Linked DNA regions of Mus musculus: regions 2 and 3 are each linked to region 1. Evidence: chromatin loops called from intact Hi-C (ENCODE). Cell type or tissue: heart. All regions are shown on one strand.

The links. Hi-C counts contacts between places; a loop is a spot of excess contacts. Peaks named below come from ENCODE experiments on the same cell type or tissue, not always from the same donor. Only the 100,000 strongest peaks of a DNase experiment are listed, where the experiment ranks them.
Region 2: a loop joins it to region 1, with 7 times the contacts of the local background. A loop is called at or near these places in 28 of 42 quality-filtered maps.
Region 3: a loop joins it to region 1, with 7 times the contacts of the local background. A loop is called at or near these places in 11 of 42 quality-filtered maps.

Annotation. Positions count from the first base shown.
Region 1 is chr2:174,898,765-174,903,764 of GRCm38, forward strand. No RefSeq gene overlaps it. Among named protein-coding and RNA genes, the nearest start is that of Gm40017, 17 kb to the right of the region's middle. In heart, a CTCF peak has its summit at 2,082; a DNase peak (open chromatin) is centred at 1,587; H3K27ac peaks cover 403 bases.
Region 2 is chr2:174,308,091-174,313,090 of GRCm38, forward strand. All of the region lies in intron 1 of Gnas (GNAS (guanine nucleotide binding protein, alpha stimulating) complex locus), which reads left to right. Among named protein-coding and RNA genes, the nearest start is that of Gnas, 13 kb to the left of the region's middle. In heart, CTCF peaks have their summits at 2,962, 4,210 (motif pointing right) and 4,409; a DNase peak (open chromatin) is centred at 4,231; H3K27ac peaks cover 232 bases.
Region 3 is chr2:173,584,799-173,589,798 of GRCm38, forward strand. It overlaps the pseudogene Ppp4r1l-ps. Among named protein-coding and RNA genes, the nearest start is that of Ankrd60, 9.0 kb to the left of the region's middle. In heart, no CTCF peak of the experiment used is centred here; a DNase peak (open chromatin) is centred at 1,982; H3K4me3 peaks cover 1,978 bases; H3K27ac peaks cover 434 bases; H3K27me3 peaks cover 1,095 bases.

The DNA of each region.
Region 1 (5,000 bases):
TATGGCTGTGAATAGATGCCATGACCACAGCAACTCTTAGAAAGGGAAACATCTAAAGGTTCAGAGGTTCAGTCCATTATTGTCATGCTGAGAGGCAAGGTCCTGTGCAGGCAGATGTGGTGCTGGAAAGAGAGCTGAGAGTTCCACATCTGGATCAGCAGGCAGCTGGAAGAAAGAGTGACACTGGGCCTGGCTTGAGCTTTTGAAACTTCAAAGCCTGTGACACACTTCCTCCAACAAGGTCACACCTACTCCAACAAGACCACACCCCCAAATATTGCTACTCCATACAAGCCTATTGGAAGTCATTTTGATTCAAACCACGATGCTCAACAATGTTTGACAGACCTTCCTGCCCCTGAAAAGCAGGAGGAAGCTCACCCGGAGAGAACCAATTCATCACATGAAGTCCCAGGCAGCCCTTGATGGGGTCTGTGGGAGGCATATGCTCATTGGAGCCACTGCCAGTGGGGACGGATAGGGACTTCCTGTGCGCCCTCCCTTCTCTGACCCTTTCTCAGCAGCTGCAAGAGGAGCCACCAAGAAAAGCTTCTGTGGGTTAGTTAACAGCTGCAGGGCTGTCTTTGCCTCATTAGAGCATGCTGGACAAAGCCCACTGGAAGCTTGGAATGCCTACCATGTTGAAAAGCTCTCAGCTGCCATTTTTGTCTTCTCAAGCCCTGGGATGCTGGTCGTGAGCTTCTTGAAGACCAGACATGGTTCATGTTAAGAGAGAATGACTGGTTAGACACTAGGTGATTTAGAAAACCTTTATCCTGGGGGGCCATGCTCTGCCCCCTAAGATCCCAGCATGCCCAGTTCATTTCAGTTGGTGTTCGTTCAGTTAGCACATTTTGCCTAATGATGCTCTTTTTTTTAACTTCCTATTTTTGTATGTTTTGAGTGTGTGTGTGTGGTATGTGTGTGTGTGTGTGTGTCTGTGTGTGCATGTGTGTGTGTCTCTGTGTATATGTGTGTGTATATGTGTGTGTGTGCACGTGTGTGTGTGTGTGTGTGTGTGTGTGTGTGTGTGCGCGTAGGCCAGAGGAGCATGTCCAACATCTTTTGTTACTGCTCTCCTCCTTTTCCCAGTGAAGGCTGGGTCCAGATCATTAACCCGGTGTGTGATCTGGCATAAGGCAAGCAAAGGAGGGTGGTGCTCATGGCTGCCTTGTCCATCTCCTATCCTAGGTCTCCCTCTTCTTCTCCTCCTCCTCTTCCTTCTCCCTCTTGTGCATAAATAACTGTGAGAAGAAAACACTTCTCTTCAACCCTGTATCCCCTGCCTGACTTATGGCCTTCAACATTGCTGGCTCAGCTGAAGCTATAAAGAGACCCCAACCTTGGCCTCCTCTGCACATTACAGTATAAAACAGACACCCTAAACCCAGTTTTCCCACTCATTGAGTTCTTCCCTTCCTTAAAAATGATGGAAAGGGTCCTTCTTGGGTCATAAAAAATATGGCTCAAAACCCCAGAACATCTGGCCAGAGCTCATTGTTGAGCAGGACCTTTCCCAAGGACTTGCTGGCTGCCAGACACCTCCAAGGGAGCCTGGAGGCCCGAGGGCCCTGCAGCAGGGCCAGAAGGAACCGGAAATGCCTTACAGACATGTGTTCTCCTGAACACCAGAGGGATCCGCTGAAATTTAGGATCACAAAGTCCCCAAATGACGCAAGGGTACTATCATGCAGTCCCAGGTCCTTTTGGGGACACTGGGACCTCATGCAAGTGTCCAGTTTCTATAAGGCCCTACAGCATAGGGACAGAATGTCCACACCACACAGTAGAGTATGTAAGAGGAAAGGTATGTAGCCCATAGAGCAGAGGGCCAGGCTTTGATACGTGGTAATACTCTCTGACACATTGCAACAGACTGGACACACAGTGACAATCAACAAACAGTGTCCCAGCTCTGACAGGTCCTGCTCTTTGCTCCAGCCACAGGGTTTGAAAAGACTTCCTCTGCAGAAAAGGGGGACCAGCCAAAGAACTCTGGAAGATTCTCTGTGCATGGAAACTTCTAGGCTCTGCAAAGGGAAGGTATTTCATTTGTGAGGCAATAGCACCCTCTGGGGCCAGACAGAAGCATTACCTCTGGAATATTCTCTGGGTCTTCAGAGCTCCTGAACCTAATATAAATCTAATACAAGTAATATTAAATATAATAAAGTGACTGGCCCTATAAATAATATTATATTAAGTATAATATAGTGAGTGACCATACCTTGAGCAGGGCTGTTTGAAGACGTCAACGCAGCCAAAGGACCCTTGTTTGTGTTTTGTGGTTCTGGTCCCTCCATTTCTGGCCCCAGCTGCCACTCCTTGGGAATTTTGGATGGTGGGGTTTAGAAGTGTCACAATGGAGGTTGACCCCTGACCTCCTCTTGGACTTTGATCTGAGGAATCCCTTCCTGCAAAGTGAGGTTACTGACATATCTGTAAACTTAGTTTTGTGCTCAGTGGCCACCTGCACTTCCGGGGGCTGCGGCTGGACCTTAGCGTTGTTACCTCATCTCCTTGGACGTTTGGGTGATGTTTGTTTTGGACAACTCCAACACGTTGGGCTCTCCTGGAATTTGGTTCTTCACTGGTTCCTGAGGAGTCGAGGTTGAATAACTGAAAACAGCAGCTAACTGTCTCATCCTGAGGCCAGCAGGGCTTTCCAGAGAGCCCTTTGTCACTGGAGAGGTCACTGGAATGGACATTGGAATTCTGGGGCTCATAGGAGGTGCAGTGGTCGTGTGAGAGTTAGTTGAGTGCAGAATCGATGCTCAGACTAGTGCAGCGTCAACAAGCCCACTGCCGGGATCTACTTCCAGCACACTTCCTCTGATGTGACCTAAGCATTATTCATTGGACCCCACAGCATTTCCCTCTCCACACTGCCATTCCTCAGAGAAGGCACTGGCCCGCCATCGCGGTCCCACCCCACCATAGCAATGCAAGCACTAAACACTGCCCTTCCGGGTCAGCAGCAGGGGTCAGGCCTCCAGAGCCTGTACCCCTTGTTCCTGTGTCGCCTCGAAAGTCACAGGGTGAGGGTGCTAGTGCTCTGTAGCCTTTCTCTGCTGCTCCGGGGTTGCTCCCAGGCCTCAGACACCTCCTCAAGGATCCAGGTGACAGCCTTGCGCCTACCTGCTTTCTGCGCTCCGTGATGGCTGTCAGAGAACGCCTGCGTTAATTAGATCTCCGATTAGATGGCACATTAAGTAATTATCCCAGGGTAGATCCCAAGTGAAGTCTATTTAAAGTGGGTGCCTGAACTCGTGAATGAAAACAGGGGTGAGTCACGCTCTGTTACACCACGCAGAACCCGAAAGGCAGCGCAGCAGCAACAGGAGTAACTGCGGGCGGTTCTGCCTCTCCCTTTCCTCGCTCAGCAACGCCCCAAGCACTCTTGGCCTAAAATCTGGTACCCAGACTGCTTGTGGCTGGGGAGTGGTGTGCCATCCTTCCTCGACTTCATGCAAGGAAGAGGCAGTATAGTGCCCATGTTGCAGATTCAAAAACTAAGGCAAAACACTGGAAGTGGAAGAATACGGTTCTAAACCAAGGCTCTGACTGAGCTGCAGCCCTGTGGGCGGGCTCACCTCTGGCCGCGCATGGCCAGCCAGTGGGCCGTCATATGTCTATGAAACATCTGCTCACATCCAGCATCTTACCTCATATGGTGTCGTTCAATGCTCTCATATGTTGGCTTTTTGCATTGGGCCAGTTTTTGTGCCCATTTAACAGATAGGGAAACTGAGGTCAGGGGAGGAAAAAGCCTTCTCCAGGGTCCTACAACAAGGAGCAGCAGAGCTAAGTGTCATGTGGCTGTTTCATTGGGTTGGACACGTCCATACATCAGAGCTGCTGTGATCACTCAAACAAGACCCTCTGTAGATGAAGCCTTGTTAACCTTCCCTTGTTGAAAATGGGAGGACTCATGAGGTCCACCAGGCCCAGGGAGTCTCTCCTTTTCCCTACAATGTGAGCAGCTAACAGTTGCTGGGGGTGAGGGAGCTAGTGGGGAGCTTCGGTGATTTACATAGCACTTATTACATTTATTACATAGCCTTACACTTATTACACTAGCACTTATTACATAGCATTCATGAGGCCCCAAGTTCAATCCCCAGGACTGCAAGATGGGTGGGAAGAAGAAGGAAGCTGTGAGCTGGGTGCACTGGTGTACACAGGCCTCCTAACCACAACGCTGGAAAGGTGGAGAAAGGAAGGTTAGGAGTTTGAGAAAAGCCTTGAACAGGGTAAGTTCAAGGTTAGCCTGGGCTACTTACCATAAGTCTCTCTCTCTCTCTCTCTCTCTCTCTCTCTCTCTCTCTCTCTCTCTGTGTGTGTGTGTGTGTGACATACACAAGTGCAAGTATATAGAGAGGGGCAAGCTTCTCTAGTGGTAACTCCTTTGGCAGCATCACTTACCATGTCTGTTGTTCCATCTACTGTGGATAAACAGAAATAGACTTGCCAAGCAAACATGGGAATTTCCAGGTACTGAGGTTGGACCCCAAGTCACCACTTCAAAACAGCTAGGAACAGACGGTGGGGACAGAGCAGTGTGACCTCAGTGAAGTTAGTTCCGACAATGTTTACCCTGCTAGATCTCCTTGCACTGGAGAAAACCGTAAGCTATGTCAAAGGTTGTTCATGTAGCTGTATAGACAGATCATCCGTGCAGACCTCAGAAACGATAGCCTCAAAGCTGGGGGTCAGAAAGAAAATTCTAATAAGCATCACTGGCCTGCCTGTCTTCCATCACCCAGGGCCTCTGGTCCCAGCGTTAGACCCTGCAGCTCGGGGGAGGGCCTGGGGCCCTCACTAGCTCCTGGGCTCCTTGTACCAACTGGAGCAGGGAGAGTAGGGACATACCTGTGATACGGCCAGATGGGATGGTAACTTGTGGCCCTACTAGGCCCGGGGACACTGGGCAGCCTCAACATGGCAGGCGCTATGTTATAAGGAAGCCCATGTTCTCCTCTACGGCAGGCTAAGCCAGC
Region 2 (5,000 bases), 590 kb before region 1:
GCCACTAGATGGTGAGAGGGTATAAGGCAGGAGAGAGAGGACAGGGAAGGCCAGCAAGGTGGGAAGGACTCTACTTTACTTTCATTCTTTGCCCGCACCTCCACATTTTGTATATTTTGAGCTATGACTTATTCTTTTTAGCTATGCACTGAGACTATAGGAACATTTAAAGGGTATCTATTTAACAAAGGGATCTTCTAAGCAACTCCATTGACATTTTGTCACGGGGGCTGGGACCTGTTCTGTGCACTGTAGATATCTAATATCAGACACACATAAACGTGCACACACATACACACACACAAGCACACACACATGTACACATATACACACATATGTACATGAACATACAAACCACCACCATGATCACCAAAAGCTACCACTACACACATTTTACACATACATACTACTACTAACAACATATTAACAACAGCCACCACTACACACATCACACACCCACACACAGACACACACACACACACACACACACACACACATACACACACACACACACACCACCACCACCACCACCTTCCCACAATTAAGTATGATAGCCCAAATCTTTCTAGTGTCCACTAAATGTCACACATGGTTGAGAGTTCCCCTCTATCCCTTGTCCTGAGGAAGCTAGACATCGCACATGGTATAGCTTGTTCATCTACTGATAAGCCATCTGAAGGAAAGTTGTCCCTTTTACTAACCAATCAGCAATGTGCACACTAATCTTGGACACTACATTCTTGAATAGAAGCAATTTCCACACATGTCTGAGAGTGACCCCCAGATGACCCTAAATAGGAGAGAAGAAGAAATTATTTCAGGCAAATAAACAATGTATTGGTCTAGGACTCTGATAGGTTAATACCTAACTAGTCAGTGGGTAGCCAGTATCAGGGGCATACATTGATTTTTTTTAACTTTATAGTTGTACATAGGGCTCTTTAAGTTGTAATAATTAGCATCGTGCTAGCCTGTTCCCTCTGCCTGGTGTGCACTGGTAAATTCTGTTACTGTAGAAGGGATATGAATATCCAGACAACAAGGGAGGGACCTGTACCTCCCGTGTACTCACAGATACTAAAAGTACCTTCACTTAACCTGTGCACACCAGCCTTAATGAGGTACATGCCAAAGACAGCCATCCACCCACGGAAAGGTGACCTGCCACCTTTGTGTGTGGTAATGAAAGTGAGGTGACCACCACAGTGAGGAGGGGGAAGAGGAGGAAGAAGAAGGAGGAGATTGTCAGAAAGGAAACAGTGGTTCCAGAAGAAGTTCCTGACCAAAGACATTTTCTGGTCAAAAGGATTGCATTTAGGGCTTTGATAAAATGGTTGCTATGTCCCCACCTAAAAGTAGCATCAGCATCTATCCCCATGTCTACCCTTCAGGTCAAGGCTTAGTTGTCACTTTAGTGGGCCCAAGTCACCAACCAGCACCTTATCTGTCTCAGTTCTTTAGTTCCTGGGGCTGAATGCAAGGCTTTATGCCATGCTGATTGGGACTGTACTCCCAGCTTCTAACTTCTTAAAAGCAAAGGCATTTTCCAGTATTTTCCTCGTCTTCAAGAACTTAAGATTTTCATATCTTAAAGTGAGCTATCAGGGTAAAGATTAGGGTGAATCAGTCAAAACAGATTGGGTCTGAGCAGTTAGATGCCGGCCATGTCAGATGGGGAACCAGCATTTGACATCCAAACTTCTTGCAGATTCGCTTAGAGAATTTCAGGTTCTGCTAAGCAAAGTGCCCCAAAAACCTCCTCACTGCCTCAATGCACAATCCTAGAAATTAAAACCTCAGAATGTTGATTTTGAGATTTTGCCTGGGACCAAGTACAACATCTTTCCAAGGAAATGCTTAGAAGACTCAAGGCAGAACTCAGAATCCAATGCCAGATGTTAGGGGGAAAGTTTTTTTTTTTTTTTTTAAGTTGGGTAGCCAAAAAACTCTGGGCTATTTATACTTCAGCATTCATGTGACTTCAGTTTCTTTCATTTTTGCTCTTAGGAGGAGAGCACAGAAGGTCATTTTGTTTTGCCAAGCAGATATGCAAGTGAGGATTTAAGATGTACACTTAGGAGGGAATCCCACTTTCTAGTGGGAGTATTTGGAAATGTTCCATGTTATCACTTTCCTATGTTGTCTCAATGGGGAAGAAAGTCCAATAGTTGGGGGAGTGGTGTACAGAGAATCTCCAGTGTTTGCAGAGGGTCCTAGGATGATGGAGAGAGCACTGGTTTAAGCTCAGGGGTTTTGCTGGGACCTTGGTTGATTCTAACACTTGAGTTTAGAGTTCCATGTGCTTGCTTGCCAAGTGATGTCCAGGAAAGACTGATGATACATCTTGAAGTATTCAAGCTTACCTGAGGTTCTGCCATGGCCAAAGAGGTACCAAATTTCATGAGTTCCTTTAAGAGGAAGCCAGAAACTTCCCATGTCTCCCAGGTCTATGTGTATGAAGTACTCACAAGGGGTTTTAGGCCAGGAACATCTGGAGAAAGTGGGGCACAGAGTAGAAACTCAATTTATTTGGCAGACAAATCTAAAACCAATGTAGCGAAAGCTCACCCCCAGACTCAAGGTGCCCAGAAGTAAAACACTTTCACCCGGGGGAGTCCTTGAGGTAGCTCCCAGCGGGAGGAAGGAAGGAAGAGCCTGATTGCCTTAAGTAGAAAAGGGAGCCCATCTCATTTGCACCCCAAGTTCACAGCAGGAGGGAGGAAACAAAAGGTCCTGGGGCATTTTACCTGTTTGTTCTTTTCCTGTTCTCTCTCTCTTCTTGTTTTATTTTTCTTTTCATTTTCAGATTTTTTTCTTTTAAAGTAGGATCTTTTTCTAGGGAGAACCTTTCTGAGCCAGAATTTATAAAATACATATATACTTTAAAGGAAAGAAGGGAGCCCACTGTTTAGGGCTGGGAAGTAGGAAAATCGAAACAAAGGAGGGCTGTTCAGAACTGGCTGGCAGATGGCGCTCCGAGTTTACAATTGAGAGCCTGGTGTTAGAAAATTCAAGCCTGCGCCTGCTTCAGGCAGCCCCCTCCCTTTATCTTCCTTCCCAGGGACGTAGCTCCGCCCCAGGCCTAAGAATGTGTTGTTTTGGGTTTTTTTTGTTGTTGTTGTTGCTTTTTGTTTAAGGTTTCAGGACAGCAATTGATATCTGGTGACAAGTATCCCCACTTTGTAGACCTTAGGAGGTCAGAAAGATAAAATACAGTGGGGTGCAAACCTGGAAGCCCCTTCTCTCCCCCCCGCTTTGGCTTTCTGTGTAACAGTGCTAAGCTCTCCTTCTGCCAGGAACAGTTCTGAGACCCTAAACATCCTTCTGTCTTTTGGGGAAAAGGTTGGGGGTGGGGTTCTTTCCCAGTTTAGAATCTTTTAATTCTGTTAGGAGAACTTTTAAATAGAAGGTGTTGGTTAGCATCTCTGCTCCCCCCAGGTATAACACACACACACACACACACACTCTCTCTCTCTCTCTCTCTCTCTCTCTCTCTCTCTCACACACACACACACACACACCTTTGTCCTTACCAAAATGGCAGGTGGTGTAGGAAAAACATCTTAGGCCATCTTTTGTCCTTTAACAAATGACTATTTCTGGGTCCCCTGCCTGGAGCTATCTTGTGTAGCAGCAGAGGTCACAAAGTTCATCCCTTTTCACCCAGCCAAGGGCTGGAAAAGAAATGCATACATAAGGACTAGGTCCCAAAGACAGTGCTTTGTACTTGCCCTGATCCCACTGCCCTGCCTCCTCCACAGCTACTGAGGAAGGTACATGGGCCTTCCTAGAAGGGGCTGCAGACTCTGCTGGGAACTTACCCTCGGCCACTAAGGCCAGCCTTAGTACTTCATTCTCCATAGCTTCTTCTATTTCTCTTCTAAAATGTAACAATCAGAGAAATAAGATACAAAATATTAGTTCAGGCTAACATTTCTGTACTCTGCTAGTCAATTCTTTTCAAACTTTGTTACAACTTTCCTTCTCTCTTGCCCGCTTTTGTTTATCTTTTGTTTTCTTTTCCTGAAGGTTTAAAAGGGTGTTTTTTTCCATTTCTTTTCTTTCTTTCCTTCTTTCTTTTCTTTTTCTTTTTCTTTCTTTCTTTTTTGATTCTTTACCCCCACTTTCAGGGCTTCTGATATGTGAACTTCAAGGCTGTCCCCAGGTGTTAGTGATATGGGTATAGGTAAGCAGCCTGTTCTAGTACCGATGGGCCTACCCACCAGAGGTCAGCAAAGAGCTCAGAATAGCTGGGTCTGCTTGCAAATGTGGGAACTGGTAGAATTCTCTAGATCAAATGTAGACAACCTAAACAGAAAACCGCCCCATATTTCAAAGGTGGGGGTGGGTGGGGAGGAGGGATCATCCTGTCTTGGGTCCCTGGGCACTTAGTTTGAACACACTGGAGGGGATGAAGTTTTGATCTGCTGTGATTTGATGGCGTTCTTTCTCAGACCAACTCCAAGCACACAAATCCTTGCCTTAACAGGTACCTCACCCTCCTAGAGCCCCTAATCCCGTCTGGGGACACAATGCCCACTTTCACTTCCCACAGGACTGAAAACTTTCCCATGCCTCAGAGTTGGCCTGGCCCTTTTTCTTTTAGGAGTAATGTTATTGTTAAAATGAAGTCATAAGATTATAACCCCGCCCCTAGCCCTGACCCCCAGCCCCAAACCTCACTCCAGCCCCTGCCCTGTTGTGAGTGTCCTTATCTCTGGCTCCTCACCCAGATGTGTAGCTAAGAAGTATTTATTAACCATGGGTCCCAGGGTTCTTTATTTGGCTTCCCCCACCCCAGGCGTATGTACAGAGGCCAGTTCCCTCCTTCTGCCATCTCTTCACAGATCCTTGACTTAGTTTAACCTTCTCACTCTGGTAGGAAACAGGGGAAAGGAGTCTGGATTCCTCTCCCCCCCTTGCTTCCTTTTTTTCTGAGCTTTTGAAGTCTATGGGGCCTTAAGAACTACTTGTCAGTAAGATCACTTCCCTTAGCTAGT
Region 3 (5,000 bases), 1.3 Mb before region 1:
AGGGAAATGGAAAAATCAGGGTAGTAACATTAGACAAATACATCCAGCATGAGGGGCCCAGTTTTAAAACCATCACCCTTCAAAATGAGTACACTGTTACCTTTGAGGGCATGGCATTTTTATAAAATTTCATTATCATCAAGAAATCTTAAAAATCACTATTTTCAAGTAAGACTGTGTTTTTCTCTAGGGCTGGGAGACGTCCATAAAGACCAGGATTGCCTCTTCTGCCCGAGGCTTTGCTCATCATGAACTGTTCTACAAAGCTGTGGAGAATTCAACAACAAACATACACATGCACAAACAAACAAAAAACCTACATTATTATTTAAAGAGTTTCATATACAAAATTATTTCTGCACAGTTCCCATTATGGAAGCATAAAATTAATAGGCTATCCTGAAAATTTATGAAACAATATAGCTTCTAACTGCAAAAATTAAAAGCTGGGCTTATAGAGAAAATGACAAATAGAACCCAGAAAAAAAAATAATGGAGTTAAGACGGAAACAGAAAGAGAGCTATTTACAAGAATGTGCTACGGGCAAGGCCAGCGGCTCCTTACTAGATTGAATGAAATGCAGCGCACTCGAAAAACTTTGTGCACAACTTCAGGGCAACGTGTTTCAGGCAACCGCTAACGTCGCTGAAGTCTACAGATCCAAGATCAGGAGCAGCTGTGTTGCCTATAAGAACAAGCAGGGGGACCCCTACCACATTTAATGGATTCTTGCTCCTTTCCAAGTGGGCCGCGCGCGGGCGCAGCGGTAGCGGGAGCAGCGGGCGTGCCGAAGCCGCCGTGTACTGTGCACCCAAGCGCTTTGTAAAATAGGGGTTCGTGCGTTCAGGGTTTGAGGCTCCCAGGTCCGGTTATGGTTTAAACACACACAAAGTCTGCCCTACACCAGACCACTTAAAAGCAGCTACGGGCTGCAGCAGTTGCCCGGTCGCCTTGGCGAGCCGGAGCGAGGAGCCGAGCGGCGGATGGCGGCGCCCGCGCTCTTTTTCTCGCCGTTTCTCCCTTGTTCTTTCTCCTCCGTTTTTTTTTTTTTTTCTTCTCACTCCTTCCTTCATTTTCAACATCGCTCTTGCCCCGTGGTTCTTCTTTCTAGACCGCTTTCCCCTAGCTTTTTCGCCCGCTCTTTCTCAATCTTTATCCTTTTTTCACACCACTTCCTCGCGCGCTTTCCCCACTTAGCCGTCTGACTCGGCCGCCCTTTTCCCCTCGCTCCTTCTCCGCAGGTTTTTCCTCCTCGCTCCTGCTCGCTAGGTTTGTGTTGTTTTGTTTTTTTCCTCTCGATCTTTCTCGGCAGGTTTTTCCTCCTCGCTTCTGCTCGCTGTTTTTTGTTTTTTTTGTTTTTCTCCCTCGATCTTTCTCGGCAGGTCTTTTTCCCTCGCTCCTGCTCGCTAATTTTTCCCGCTTTGATCTTTTCCCGCAGGTCTTTTTCCTTCGCTCCTGCTCGCTAGGTTTTCTTTCCTCGCTCTTTCTCGGCAGGTCTTTTCCTCTCGCTCCTCCTCGTTAGGTTTTTTTTTTCCCCTCGCTCTTTCTCCCTAGGTCTTTCCTCCTCGCCGTTCCTCGCTAGATCTTTTTCCTCGCTCTTTTCCCCCCTCGGTTTTTCGCTACATCTACCCGTCGCTTTTCCTCGCTAGGTCTTTTCCCTCATTCTTTTTTCCCCTCGGGTTTTCGCTAGGTCTTTCCCTCTCGCCCTTTCTCGGCAGGTCTTTTAACCCCCTCTCTTTTTCTCGCTAGGTCTTTTCCCTCGCTCTTTTTTTTCCCTTCGGTTTTTCGCTAGGTGTTTCCCCCTCATTCTTTCTGTCTCGCTTGCTGCGGCCCTGCTCGGCTCGGGTGAGAGAGAGTGGTGTGATTTGCACGCGGGCAGAGGAAATGAAAAAGGGCGGGGAGGAAGCGGGCCGCGGCGAACGGCTTCATATCGCTCCCGCCGTCTGCGGGGGGAAAATGAGGCCAATATCGCGCCGGGCGCAGCCGTTATCGCAACCGGCCACTGCAATAAGCCAAGCGATGGGAGATAGGGCCCGGGACGCCGGGGGCTCGCCCAGCACCCGCCGCCAGGGGGCGCAGGGTCGCCGCGCCGGGCACAGGCTTGTTTTTCTCAGTTCTTTTTGCAGGAGTGTGCTGCGAACATGACATAATGACTAAACTTCAACCTCTCAAATTAAGGATAATGATTAAAGCTCACAGCAAAGAGAAAATCTTCCAGTTTGCCCCCGGCACCGGCCAAATCATATCCTACGTAGCTGCAAAAGCCTGATGGATTTCTTCAGGAAGACAATTATTTGTGAGATGACTAGCTGTAACCTAAGTGGGGAGAAAAAGAAAACAAAAACTAAAGATACAGTAATGTACCTCCACAAAAGCACAAACGAGCACCCCACACACATATATTCCCCCCACATCCCCCCACCTAGAAAAGAAGCACTGAAGCACACTCTCTTTCATTACTGGCAAAGCCTAGAACATTCCTTGGGCTGACAACAGATAGGAAGTGAAGAGTACTTCACACAGATGTGGTGGTGCACGCAAGAAAGCTGCATGGCGGGAAGGGGGGGGGGGAGTACATTTTATTTAATAGCTGTCTCATCCGAGAGAGGTCTTTTCAGACCTCAACACTTCCCAATATTCTTGGATGTCCAAGTGCATGAGTTACACAGAGAAGGCAGCAAGCTGAAAGTTCAAGAAAGCTTTGCAAACCCACTCCAATTCAGATGGAAATACTGAAGAGTGGGTGATTCATCTTTTATTTGGTTCAAATAAACTGCCTTATAGGACAGCAGAGTACTTGGATGCCAGAGCGACTCAGCCTTGTCCTCATGTGAAAACGGATGTCTCCCCAGAGATGGGGGGGGGGGGGGGGCACATATATAACTCAGAGCTTTGGAATTCTGTTTATACCTTAATAAAAACATAATCTCTTTATCCAAAAGAGCACTATACTGCTGTTCTGAAGTCAATTATAAGAAGAGGAAGCTCGCTTCCCGACTTGCTTCTCACGGCCACAGACAGGTTTTTACTCACTCTGCTAGTCCATATGGAAACCCCTAGTTCGGGCTGCTGTCAGTCACCACCAACCTCGGCAGCTGGCAGAGGTGCACTCTCCTCTTGTCCTGATGAAGCAAATGTTGAGAATACATCCCATAAATGACATGTCAGGCTCAAGGTGACCCCAGCACCCCCTTTATTTCTCTGCAAGCTATATGTTTCTCACTAGCCAAAAAGCCTGTCTCCTCGTACCTTGCTACCTACAACCCTAGGTACGTATAACTCCATGTGGTTGTACATTAACATGGTTGCTAGCTGATTCCAAATGCAAGCCTATCTTGAACGCTATCTGTCTTTTCTCTGGTGGGGAAGCACATAACTCCACCCACCCCACATACCCCTCGCTACCCATTGTGCTTCCCCACCCAAGGAGATGTGTCTTTGTGTTCAGTGGATAAGGTCTGCCGCCCCTCTGGCTGAGGCCCCTCATCTGTAATGAAAGGCAGGATCTGAGCGGGGTCAGCGACCACCAAAGTCCCTAGAGGCAACCCTGGGTCACAGCCACTCGACACATTCCTCTGTCTAGGGAACTTCTAAGGCCTTGTTTTTAGACTCATTGTTTCTTTAAGGGGAAGTGGAAATGGCAGGACCAGAAGTGGCTCTAGCATCTTGCAGAAAAGGTCTCCCCATGCACAGAGCTGCCTTTTACCAAGCGGCTACTCAGGTAAGCCAGGCCACTCTGGGAACCTTGGGTTTTGCTATCCAGACCCTTTCCTTTTTGTTTTGTTTTTTGTTTGTTTCTTTGTTTTTTCGAGACAGGTTTTCTCTGTATAGCCCTGGCTGTCCTGGAACTCACTCTGTAGACCAGGCTGGCCTCTAACTCAGAAATCCACCTGCCTCTGCCTCCTGAGTGCTGGGATTAAAGGTGTGAGCCACCACGCCGGCTCCAGACCCCTTCCCTAAGAAGCATAGCCTACAGGCTCTGAGCAGCAGCAGAGGCACGAGTGTGCATTTCTAGGTTCTGGTTGTATCTCCCCTACAGGATGAAAGGAGCAGAGCTGCTGTCCATGGCCCCAGAGCCCATCCAAGCTCCATGCCTCAGCAGCCTGCAGGAAGGCCTGAGTGTCTGCAACCCTCTGCTACCTTTAAAAGTCCCACAGGACCGGGTAGTGGTGGCGCAGTGCGCCTTTAATCCTGGCACTTGGGAGGCAGAGGCAGGCGGATCTCTGAGTTCGAGGACAGCCTGGTCTACAGAGTGAGTTCCAGGACAGTCAGGGCTACACAGAGAAACCCTGTCTTAAAAAACAAAAAACAAAAAAACCAACCAAACAAAAAAAGTCCCACAGGTGTTTAAGGACCCCTACACATACTTTGACCAGATCCTTCAAGAAGCCACTGAAGATAGGCACCAGGTCGGCTGCTGTCAGCTGATCCCCGCGAATCACTGCCAGTTCCTGAATGGAGAAGGCAGGCAAGGGTGAGGCAGACTCCACTAGGGGTGGCAGAAGACACATCAGTCACCACAGGCAAATTTAATTCAATGTTCCTAGCATTTCTGCAGAGACCAGTAGGCAAGCCAACTCCCAGCTCCATGAAAGTCAGGTCAGCAAGCTGCATTGTAGCCCCTAGGACCTATTACTCAATGCTTCTCCCCCTCCACGCCCCCCTACCCCCCCCCCCCCAGATCCTCTGTGGGAACTTCTCTTACCCGAACATCTGAAGCCAACGTTTCACAAAGTGTCCTTCAGGCAGGGCTAGTGCTGGCAGCGGAGGCCCAGGAAGGCTATGCGCACAGCGCTTGGTAAGACAGTGTCCACAGTCTGGGCTCTCGGTGGGTCATGAAATGAACTAGTGGAGCAGAGGCTGAGGGACCGTAACCTGGGAAACAGGAAAAAGGAGATCAGCCTCCTGGCAAGGAGGGCTGAAGCCAGGAGGGCAGGTGTCACAGCAATGCAGAGATGAGGCAAGGACAGCCAGAGGGACATTAGTACCTGCAGTCAGC